Linked DNA regions of Mus musculus: region 1 is linked to region 2. Evidence: chromatin loops called from intact Hi-C (ENCODE). Cell type or tissue: heart. All regions are shown on one strand. Links, peaks and the distances in the headings refer to the core of each region. The heading gives the core; the rest is flanking DNA. Region 1 has its middle 15 kb from the start of 1810021M19Rik. Region 2 overlaps Zmynd8 (zinc finger, MYND-type containing 8).

Region 1 (5,372 bases), core at 125-5,124, 74 kb after region 2:
GCGCCTTGCCGTGACAACGACGCTACCATCTTCCTTTCCTTTAAGGACAGCTTGTCTTTACTGAAGGCGTTACCAAGTACCAATCACCTTTTTTTGTTTGTTTTGTTTTTTGTTTTTGTTGAGCCAGGGTTTCTCTTTGTAGCCCTGTCCATCCTGGAACTCACTCTGTAGACCAGGCTGGCCTAAAATCAGAGATTCATCTGCCTCTGCCTCTGGAGGCTTAAAGGTATGTGTCAGCACACCTGTTGTGAGGTGGTTTTTTTTTTTAACTATGTATCTAAAACAAGTCTAGATCCACAATTCCTTCTCCCTTAAGGGTTGGAATTTCACCACAAATGGTTTATTTATTTACATTTTGTCTTTTGTTGTGTACACGTGTTTTGTGTTTGTGAGTGCATGCATGCTCATATATATATATATATATATATATATATATATATATATACATATATATATGTGTGTGTGTGTCTGTGTGTCTGTGTGTGTGTGTTTGTGTGTGTGTGCACGCGTGCGCACGTGAGTGAGCCCACACATGTGCCTGTGCCTATGCGCTCTCCCTTATGAGAAAACCAAAGGACAATTTGTGGTAGTCAGTGCTCTCCTACCATGGGAGCCCTGGGATTGAACTCAGGCTACCAAGCTTGGCAGCAAGCACCTTTACCCACAAAGCCATCTCAGCAACCTCTCTCTCTCTCTCTCTCTCTTTCTATATATATATATATATATATATATATACTTTTTTTTTAAAACAGTGTAGCCCAGGCTGTTACCATCTCTCACCTACGGTCTTCCACCCTAAACCTCCTAAAAACTGGGATTAACTCTTGCACATTTTGCATATGAATGGTCCTAACCGGCCTAAGAGGCTGATTTTACTATCTCTGATCGAGAGCAGGTGGGTGACAGCAGGAACCAAAATTAAGAACCTCTTCTACCTGCAAAAGGAAGGCACTTCACCGAGTGGAGCGCTTGCCTAGCGTGCTCCAGGGTCTGCGTTCCATCACTACTAGCACCAGGGTGTGAAAAAGACATTTATAAGAAAAAAAATGCACAGAAAACCCTCTCCTTCTCTAAAACTCCAAGAAACAGATCCTATGGGAAGAGGACCCAAAGTCACGTGCGAGAGGCCATCAGAAAACCAAGCAACACCAAACACACACCGACAAAATGGAGACCACGGCGAGCAACTTGATCACAAAATCAGAGCCTCTCCCACCCAGGTCCCCGCAGAACACATCCATGTCCCCTACACCCAGTTATGCAAGCCCCTAAACATGACCCTTGATCTCAGCTCCACAACCGTCAGTCCCCAGTCCTGTGACACGTACCTTCCCGACATCTTCCACCCCTGGCTCCTGCGACTGCGTAGCTCCATGGGCAGAGGAACACCCGCCCTAAGGCCTCAGCTATCTGTTCTCTGGGTAGGAGGGAGCAGTCTCCCATCAGCCTCCAGGCCCTGACTCTTCCCATCCCCCACACCCTCCAGCTACTGGGAGCTTTTGAAATTTCAATTCTGACCAGGTCACTTCCCCGTCCCCACCCCCCATCTCCAAAACCCCTAAAAGGTCTCCCTTTGTTCTCGGGCGTCCGTCTCAAATTCTTCTTCCAGACTTTGGAGGCCTGCAAGATTCCCTCTTCCACTCTAGCGCCTAGCTCTGGGCTCAGGGCAACCCAGAAGGCTCTGGAGCTGGGCTGTCTGGATTCAGATCTCTCTCCTGGAACTAACTTCTCTGGCCTTGTGAGTTAGTGGGGCAAGAGCACCTCCCAGACCACTGACTGGATTACATTTCTTCTTGTCAAGGTGCTTACATAGCGCCATTATGCAGCCTTCAAAAACCAACACAATTTCATGACTTGAGGGAAGTCCCCCTCAGTCAATCTGATGACTGGACTGCTAACTGTCCCCTTGGCATTAATGATAATCATAAATTAACACTTGGTGATGTCTAACAGCTAAGATGAAGTTCTGGGCTGGGATACAGCTCAGGGTATCCCCAATACAACCCAAGGGATTTGAGTGCCAGCACTCACAAAACTGCTCACAGCTGTCTGTAACTGCAGATGCAGGGGATCCAACGCCCTCTAATGGCCTCTACAGGCACCAGGCACACAAAGTGGTCCACAGACACTTTTGCAAGGCAGGCAAAACACCCGTTCATTCAAAATAAAACGTGGAAAAGAAAAGGAAAAAAAGAGCCAGGCGATGGTGGCATACGCCTTAAATCCCAGCACTCAAGAGGCAGAGGCAGGAGAGTATCTGTGAGTTCGAGGCCAGCCAGGTCTAAAGAGCAAGTTCCAGGATAGCCAGGGCTACACAGAGAAACTCTGTCTCCGGGAAAAAAAGGAAGGAAAAAAACTTATAAATTCTTACAACTGGTTTCTCATTTAATGCCTGGCTCAATGTTGTATCTCTCTGGCACATAGAAGGTCCTTTAAAAAGTCGGGGTGGAGCATGCGCTACAAACCTGGTGTCTGGGACCACGTGGTGAAAGGGGAGGAGTTTATCTCTAACCTCTCCAAATATGCTGTGGCCACCACTCCTGACATACAAAGAAATACAGTAAAAAGTCTGATAAACCAATTGGGTGGCACACATCCAGGAAAAAGAGAAGCTAGCAGGGGCTGCCTAGGGAATTCCAGGCTATCCAGTGCCACAGGGTGATATCTCAAAAGACAAAACAAACAAACAAATAAAATCTTGTGAATGGCAATGACTGAATGAACAAACTTTAGGATTCCCAATTCCTTGGCTTCTCTGTTCAAAAGAAGCAGAAGTGAGTCGTATGGAAGGAGGGAGAACGCGGAGGGTGGGGGTGGGGGTGGGGCGCCAGTGTTACCAAAGGCAGCTGCTGCCCTCTGTATACAAAACAAGACCGGGAATGCTTAGAGAGCTGGGATCAGAGGCGCTAGGATGTGGGCCACCGGAGAACTGGCTGCAACTCAAAGGAGCGACTGCGGAGCCCAGAGAAACCCCCGGATAACATGCACAAAACTGACAGAAACGTGAAAGTACCCGCAGGGATGGAGGGGCCGGTCTGTAGACTCTAGGCCTCTCTGTCCTTGTCCCTTTCCACTGTTGAGCAGCCTCAGGAGCAGTGGCACACCGTGACGCCTCTGGTCCCAGCCCAGGCCTCCTCCCTCCTGAAATCAGACACCAGGGAATCTCAGATAAAAAGGCTAGTTGGGCCAGTCCACCCCACATTTACTGCAGCTCTACTTCCTCTCTGGGCCCATCAAACCCTACCCTGCAATGAAGCCTTCTGCTTACCAGAGTTGCTTGTCTCCTCTGCTTCCGAGAGGGCGAGACATTCAAGAAAATGACCCACACCACTCTATACACTAACCATCCTTCCCTCCTGGTCCTGGATTTGCATTTCCTGGGTACCGTCTCGCTTAGGGTTTTTATTGCTGCAACAAACACCATGACCAAAACGCAAGTTGTGGAGGAAAGGGTTTATTCGGCTTACACTTTAGGACAGGAAATCAAGCCGGGTAGGAGCCTGGAGGCAAGAGCTGCCGTGGGAGCCATGGATGGTGCTGCTTTTTGGTTTACCTTCTCACGCCTTGCTCAGCCTGCTCAGTCACCTAGGATCACCAGCCCGGGGATGGCACCACCCACAATGGGCTGGCCCTCTCCAATTGATTACTAATTGAGAAAACGCCTTACAGCTGGGTCTCATAGAGGCATTTCCTCAAATGAGGCTCCTTTTTCTCTGATGACTCTAGCCTGGGTCAAGTTGACACAAAAGACAGGGTTTCCTCTGTGAGACCCTGGCTGTCTTGGAACTCACTCTGTAGACCAGGCTGGCCTGGAACTCAGAGATCTGCCTTTGCCTCCAGAATGCTAGGATTAAAGTGGAGCACCACCACAGCCTGGCATCTTCTCCTGAATTCTGCTGAACCCATCTTACAGAAGAGGAAAACTGAGGACTTGCCATTCCACTGGAAGATCTAGAAATAAACTATCTGAATCGTGTCTGGGTCTCTCCTGATGACATGCTTCCAGTCTATACGAGATGTGACTATAAAATAAGTAGTCCCCTACAAACTGTTGTGTGACAAAACTTTTCCTGGGGAGTTACAACACATCTACTCACTCCAGACAGGAAACCCATGACAGACCAAAATACCAAGTCCCACTTGGTCAACCCATGGGCTTTATTGGGGTTACATACAGGAGTAGAAATAACTTTTAAAAAGTCTCATGACAGGGCGGTAGTTTGCCTCTCATCCCAGCACTCAGAGGCAGAGGCAGGTGGATCTCTGCATCACCAAGTGTCCACCCCAGCACAGGTGACAGCTGATCACAAGCTGGGAACCTAGGGTACAGAGCACAGCCTGCAGACAGCTTTAGGAGAACTTCCTTCTAGCAACTGGGTACAGTCAATTAGATGACAGCCTTACGACTGATTTTTGTAGGCAGTAAGCTATAGCCTGCTCTTGGAGATGATGGTCAAAGACTTAGGGAAACCTAGTGCCTACTTCAGAGTCACCTCGACTATGCTGGCTGACTTTGTGTCTCCCCCTCCCCCCCCCCGCCTTTGTTTTTTTTCGAGACAGAGTTTCTCTGTATAGCCCTGGATGTCCTGGAACTCACTTTGTAGACCAGGCTGGCCTCGAACTCAGAAATCCACCTGCCTCTACCTCCCGAGTGCTGGGATTAAAGGCGTGCACCACCACGCCCAGCTTGTGTCTTATCTTTATTGTTCTTGTTTTGGTTGGCTGTGACAGGGTGTGAATAGGTTTGGCACTCCCCAATAGTCAAATGTGTTTTGAGTGCTTGGCCCAAAGGAAGTGGCACTTTTAGGAGGTGTGGCCTTGTTGGAGAAATTGTGACCTCCTTGGAGGAAGTGTGTACTGTGGGGGCCGGCTTTGAGGTCTCCAATGCTCAAGCTACACCCTTCTGCTACCTTCTGCTACCTACAGATCAAGAGGGATGTAGAACCGGGCGTGGTGGCGCATGCCTTTAATCCCAGCACTCGGGAGGCAGAGGCAGGCAGATTTCTAAGTTTGAGGCCAGCCTGGTCTACAGAGTGAGTTCCAGGACAGCCAGGGCTATACAGAGAAACTCTATCTCAAAAGAAAAAAAAAAAAAGGATGTAGAAGGCCTCAAACTCACAGAGTCAGCATCTGCTCCTAAGTCAAGTGCTGGCTTTAAAGTTTTTGAAACAGGGTCTCACTATGGAGCTCAGGGTGATGTGGAATTTGCTTACAGTACTGTCTCAGTTTGGGTTTTACTGCTGTGAACAGACACCATGACCAAGGCAACTCTTATAAGGACAACATTTAACTGGGGCTGGCTTACAGGTTCAGAGGTTCGGTCCATTATCATGGCAGCATCCAGGCAGGCATGGTGCAGGAGGAGCTGAGAG
Region 2 (5,372 bases), core at 136-5,135:
GATGTGATGAGGAGGTCAGACATGAAAGGTGACAGGATCCCAAACACAGAAAGCAAAGGTGTCACCACACAAAAAGTCAACCAGCGCACCATGTTTCCTTGAAAGTCAAGTTCAAAATTAAAAAGGTGGGCCAGCTATATGGCTCAGTGAATGAAGGTGCTTGCCACCAAGTCTTAGGACCAGAGATGTCTTCCATTTCTGGGACCCACATGATGGAAGGGAGGACTGGTTCTCATAGGTTTGTTCTCTGACCACCTTACATGTCAATGACAAATTTGCACAATGCATGCATATACAGGCACAGATGAATCAAAGTATAGTGGGGGAAAAAATAGGTCAGATGTGGCACACACCTTTAATCCCAGCACTCTGGTGGCAGACACAGATCTCTGTGAGTTCAAATCTTGCCTAAGGGATTGTAGAGACAGCTCAGCAGTAAACAGCACTTGTCACTCTTACAGAGGACCTGGGCTTGCTTCCCAGCACCCACGTGGTGGCTCACAACCATCAGTAACTCCAGTGCCAGGGCATCCTGATGCCTTGCTCTGGCCTCTGCAGGCAAAAAAGCATGCATGGGTGCAGGCAAAACACTCAGACGCATAAAAGCAAACACAAATAAATCTTTAATTATTTTTAAAGCCGGTCTGGTCTTTATGGTGTGTTCTAGGCCAGTCAGGGCTAGAGTGAGACCTCCCCGTTGCTGTCTCAAAAAACAAACAAACAAACAAAAAAGAGTGAATTGCAAACAGAAGCTGCACACAGCCCAAGCCCAGAGGACTCCACTCCTGAAGAAAAAAAAAAAAAAAAAACCAAGGGCAAGGCCATTGTTTGCTCTGTGTGTGTGTGTGTGTGTGTGTGTGTATGTAATGGTGTTTCATCACAACAGAAGCATACTAGATAGAGGACAGGGACACACACAATAAGCCAATACATAAAGGCTGGACAGTTGGCACATGTCTGTGTGTGTATGTATATTTGGGGCTTCCCTGTAGCAGCAATTGGACCACACTGTGTCAGAGCCAAATAACAAAAAGCCCCATACCATACCACAGTAGTTCAGGCCTTGGGGGACTTTAACAAAACAGACCAGTAGTGCTAATCAAGGGTCACCTGGGGCCACCAAGGTGGCTCAGCTGCTAAAGGCACTTGCCAGCAAGCCTGATGACCCGAGTTTAAAGCCTGAGACGAACATGGTGAAAACTGACAACGGCAAGATGTCCTCTGACCTGCACACAAGTGCTGGAGCGTGTACGTACACACACACACACACACACACACACACACACACACACAAAGTGTGAATGCCACCCAGAGAAGCACGACACCAGTGCACGTGAGCAGAAAGCTCAGAGCAGGTCAAGGCCACAACAGGTTCTCTGCTGTCCCTTGACCCTATCACCTGTCAATCACAGTCCACTCCCTCCGTGACTGTGGGTAAGTGCCTGAGGTTTAATAGCACGCCATGCAATTCCTCAGGAGAGCTGGCCATGGGAGGGAGGGTTCGTTAGTGACTTAGTATTTGTCATGGACAGCCATTTTATGACAACTATTGATTTCACAGTAAAGCGGAGTCTGTGAAAACACTCTCCTGCCTCCCTGACAGCAGCCCCATAGCGGGAAGCCAAGACCAAAGCGCCATTAGCTCAGAGGGGTCTGTAGGCTCAGGCCGGTGCCATACTACACATTAGCATTCTCAATGGGGTCTCTAGGAAAGAGTTAGCAAAGGCCGAAGGCTGATGAAACCCGCCTGCCCAAGTGGTCCATATGTGGGGGCAGGGGTCCAGGGCTGTGGCAGCTACAGGCCAGGCCCCCTGCGGGACAGGCAGCTGCTTAGGGAGTTGAATCTGCTCGTAGGGACAACAGACCCAGGATGAGCTACTACTGAGTAGTCTAAAGAAAAGGACGGTCTTGGGGCCAGGGAAATGGTCCAGCGGGTAAGGCACCAGCCATGAACTTGATGGCCTGCGTTCAGTCCCCTGGAACACACACGGAAGAAGCAGAGTCCTGACCTCTGTAAACTGTCTTCTGACCTTCATATGAATGCACACGTGTGCCCGAACACACATGCGCACAGACTACACACCTTTAACCCCAGCACCAGGGAGACAGGCCGGCAGCTCTCTATTGGTTTAAGGACAGTGAGACCCTGTTAGAAAGAGAGGGAGGGAGAGAGAAGGAAAGGAAAAGGAGGGAGGGAAATAAGGGTCTAAATTCTCACACTTGCACATGCTCGCTCACGTATGCACACACTCACACACGTATGCACACACTCACATACGTATACAATAAAGGGCCACTCTGGATTCTGGAAGCTGCTTGTGTGGTCTTTCTATTTTACAGCATGATGAAGTTTTCTAACATTCCGGAGGGACCCCAGCCTGATCCCAACTGTGCTATCCCTGCCTGTGGAGGTGTCTGAGTATGGACAGCCTCCTCACCCTGGGCTGACTAGCAGCTGTCATCAATGCTAACAGCAGAGGGCGGGAGGGAGCAGCAGGAGGAAACAGGCCAGGCCTCAGGGCTGGGCTGGGAGGATTTGCCAAGTGACAGTCCTTTCTGGACTTTGTGGACTATAGTGAGAGCTGGCAATGCTGAACCCAGGGCCCAATCTGTTCCCTGTCCCTGTGTGGCCTGCTGTTTAAGAAGGGTATAGAACATTGGGGTTGGGACACAAAAAAATTCAATAGTTCTTTTTCTCTTTTTTTTCCCTGTATGAGTGTTTTGCTTGCATCTACGTCTGCGCACCATGTGTATGCCTGGTGCCCAAGAAGGTCAGATGAGGACATCAAATCCCCTGGAAATGGAGTTACAGATGGCGAGGAGCTGTGTGGGTGACGGGAATTGAAGCCAGCTCCCGTGCAAGAGCAACCAGTGCTCTCAACCACTGAGCTGTCTCCCCAGCCCAACTCAATAGTGCTTAAAGCATGCACTTAGAGAACTTCAAGCTTCATTACCCACCAACCAACACCAGTTAAGCTTTATTGGAACTCAGCTTTCAATGTCCAGAGCTGCAGCCACGACCGAAACACAGAACTACCACCTACGGTGTCTACTGTGGGCCCACTCAGCAAGGGACGCAATTTGTTGAGAGTATAACAATCTGAGTGTCACCCTCTTTCTTTGTTGAGGGTTTGGGTTTTTTGGTTGTTATTTTAGTATTTTTGAGACAGGATCTCATGTAGTCAAGGCCTCGAACTCCTAATCCCCCTGCCCCTACCTCCCAAATGCTGGGGTGACCACACTGGCATGTGCTGTCACAGTAGCGTCTTCTATGGCCACCTTATGACGGAATTAGCAAGTGTCAAGCAAGGTGGGCTGAGTAGGTTGTGTAGTTTTAGAATAGGGTCTTTGAAGTCTAAGTTCTCATCTTTAAAAAGAAGAAAAACTCTGCCAGTGAGTAAGGAATTTTGCCGCAAAGCTCGATGCCACGGATCCCACCCAAGGGAAGACAAACACTAAATTAAACACAACCATTCTTAGATTCCTATAAAGCTCTATTTTTTTTTTTTGAAATGCGGAACAAGAGAGCAAAGGGGAGTTTGCACACGAACACACTTTATTTTACGATGTGCTAACTTCAAGCAGGTTTTAATGGGGCAGCTGTGGTGGGGTACACCTGTAAGCCCAGCCCGTGGAAGAGGGAGATGGGAGGATCTTCCTGCCAAGAACATTCCTTAAGTCACCCCTCCATTGCATCTCTTCTCAGATCCTCGCAGCCAGCACTTTAGAGATCACCAGGAAAAAGAATTCCATGGTCAACACTGCCCCAGTGCTCCTGTCCTACTGTGGGTCCTGACTCCTTGTGCTCTCAACAGAGCTTACACATAGGGGAGGCTCGGCGTAGCCAGTTACGGTCGCCATGGTAGAGGTGGGAAGGCTAAGGCATAAAGACATTAAATATGTCCCCAAAGCCACATCAACTGATGGGGAGTCCTGCAATTAGAGACCAGTTGTTGTCTCCAAACTACGACACATAGCTGGAAAAGCCAGCCCTGAAGGAGGCAAGGGGGATCAATTTTCACCTCAGTCTCCTCACGTCTAAGTCAACCCTAACACAAAGGTATCAAAAACTAAGCTTTCGGGGGCTGGTGAGATGGCTCAGTGGGTAAGAGCACCCGACTGCTCTTCCGAAGGTCCAGAGTTCAAATCCCAGCAACCACATGGTGGCTCACAACCATCCGTAACAAGATCTGACTCCCTCTTCTGGTGTGTCTGAAGACAGCTACAGTGTACTTACATATAATAATAAATAAATCTTTAAAAAAAAAAAAAAAAAAAAAAAAACTAAGCTTTCAACTACACCGTGATGAGAAGAAAAGAGTCAAGGGCACTGCTGCGAACAGCCATGAGGCTCTGACAGTGGCCTCGAGCCCTGCAGGGTTTGTGGCCGGCCATTGCCATCCGCTTCTAAGAATGGCCCCACCTGGCCTTCCTTGGGGACTATCTCCCTCATCTGTGGGATCTGGTGGTGCCTGCCGGCTCGCACCTATGAGGGAGGCATCCAGGGACGCCAGAATGCACCAAGTGGCCTCCTACCCAACTCTCCCAACTGGGGCTGACCTGTGCTCTTATCAAGGAAGTCCATGGACTCCTCGCTTGCGCTGAAGTGGCTGGACGGGGCCTTCTTCTCGGGGTCCTGCTCCACATCGGAGCCCGTGTGCACGGAAGAGTTCGTACTGGTGGGGGAGCGAGGCATGTCGGACAGGGAGATCCTGCGGCCGGCACCCCCGCTCAGAAGGGGCTTGCTCAGAAGGATCTTGGGGGACGCTGTCATGTCAAAATTAAGCTTCACCTTCTCCTGTTTGTCTGTCTTGGCTGTGCCCGCGCTGGGGTTGCTGGGATCCAGCAGCATTTGGTACTGGTTGTTGGGCGTGTAGGGCGTCCTGAACGGGGAGTAATTAAAAACCCCAAACTTCCTCCGTATGTTCTCCACGTAAACTTCCATCTCTTGCATGGCGCTGTTGAAGATACTTTTAGTCTTTTTCACAGAAAAGGGGATTTCTTTAGACATGAGGTAGCAATTATTGACTGGAACCCAGGCTCTAGGATGGCAAAAGAGAGAGAGAGACTCTGAGTCAGCTTCAGCCATTTCCAAGGTAGTTTACTTTTTTTTTTTTAATTTTCTTAATGCAAACCAAATTAGCCTGGCAGGCGCCTGCCAAGATTCTTAAATATGGGGCCTCCTTTTTAAATAATTGACTTGTTTTGAATGGTTAATGAATGATCCACTTCACAGAGGTATTAAGGATAGAACTCGAACTAACAACAAAACTTAGCCAGAGACGTGAAAGGGTTCCGCACACTCAGCCATCTTAATCGCTTAGAAATAAAATGGATGGCTCAGCGGGTGGAGCTGCAGCTGCCAAGCCTGA

Evidence for each region. Hi-C counts contacts between places; a loop is a spot of excess contacts. Peaks named below come from ENCODE experiments on the same cell type or tissue, not always from the same donor. Only the 100,000 strongest peaks of a DNase experiment are listed, where the experiment ranks them.
Region 1: it touches region 2 in a loop (4-fold over the local background); 40 of 42 quality-filtered maps call a loop at or near these places.

The regions. Positions count from the first base shown.
Region 1 is chr2:165,897,588-165,902,959 of GRCm38, forward strand. It overlaps a transcript of Zmynd8 not described here. Among named protein-coding and RNA genes, the nearest start is that of 1810021M19Rik, 15 kb to the left of the region's middle. In heart, for the core only: a CTCF peak has its summit at 2,880; no DNase peak of the experiment used is centred there; H3K4me3 peaks cover 1,777 bases; H3K27ac peaks cover 3,010 bases.
Region 2 is chr2:165,823,648-165,829,019 of GRCm38, forward strand. Zmynd8 (zinc finger, MYND-type containing 8) reads right to left here. Exons shown (of 23, transcript NM_001363020.1): 11 at 4,561-5,042. Among named protein-coding and RNA genes, the nearest start is that of Gm11465, 55 kb to the right of the region's middle. In heart, for the core only: a CTCF peak has its summit at 2,478 (motif pointing right); a DNase peak (open chromatin) is centred at 2,524.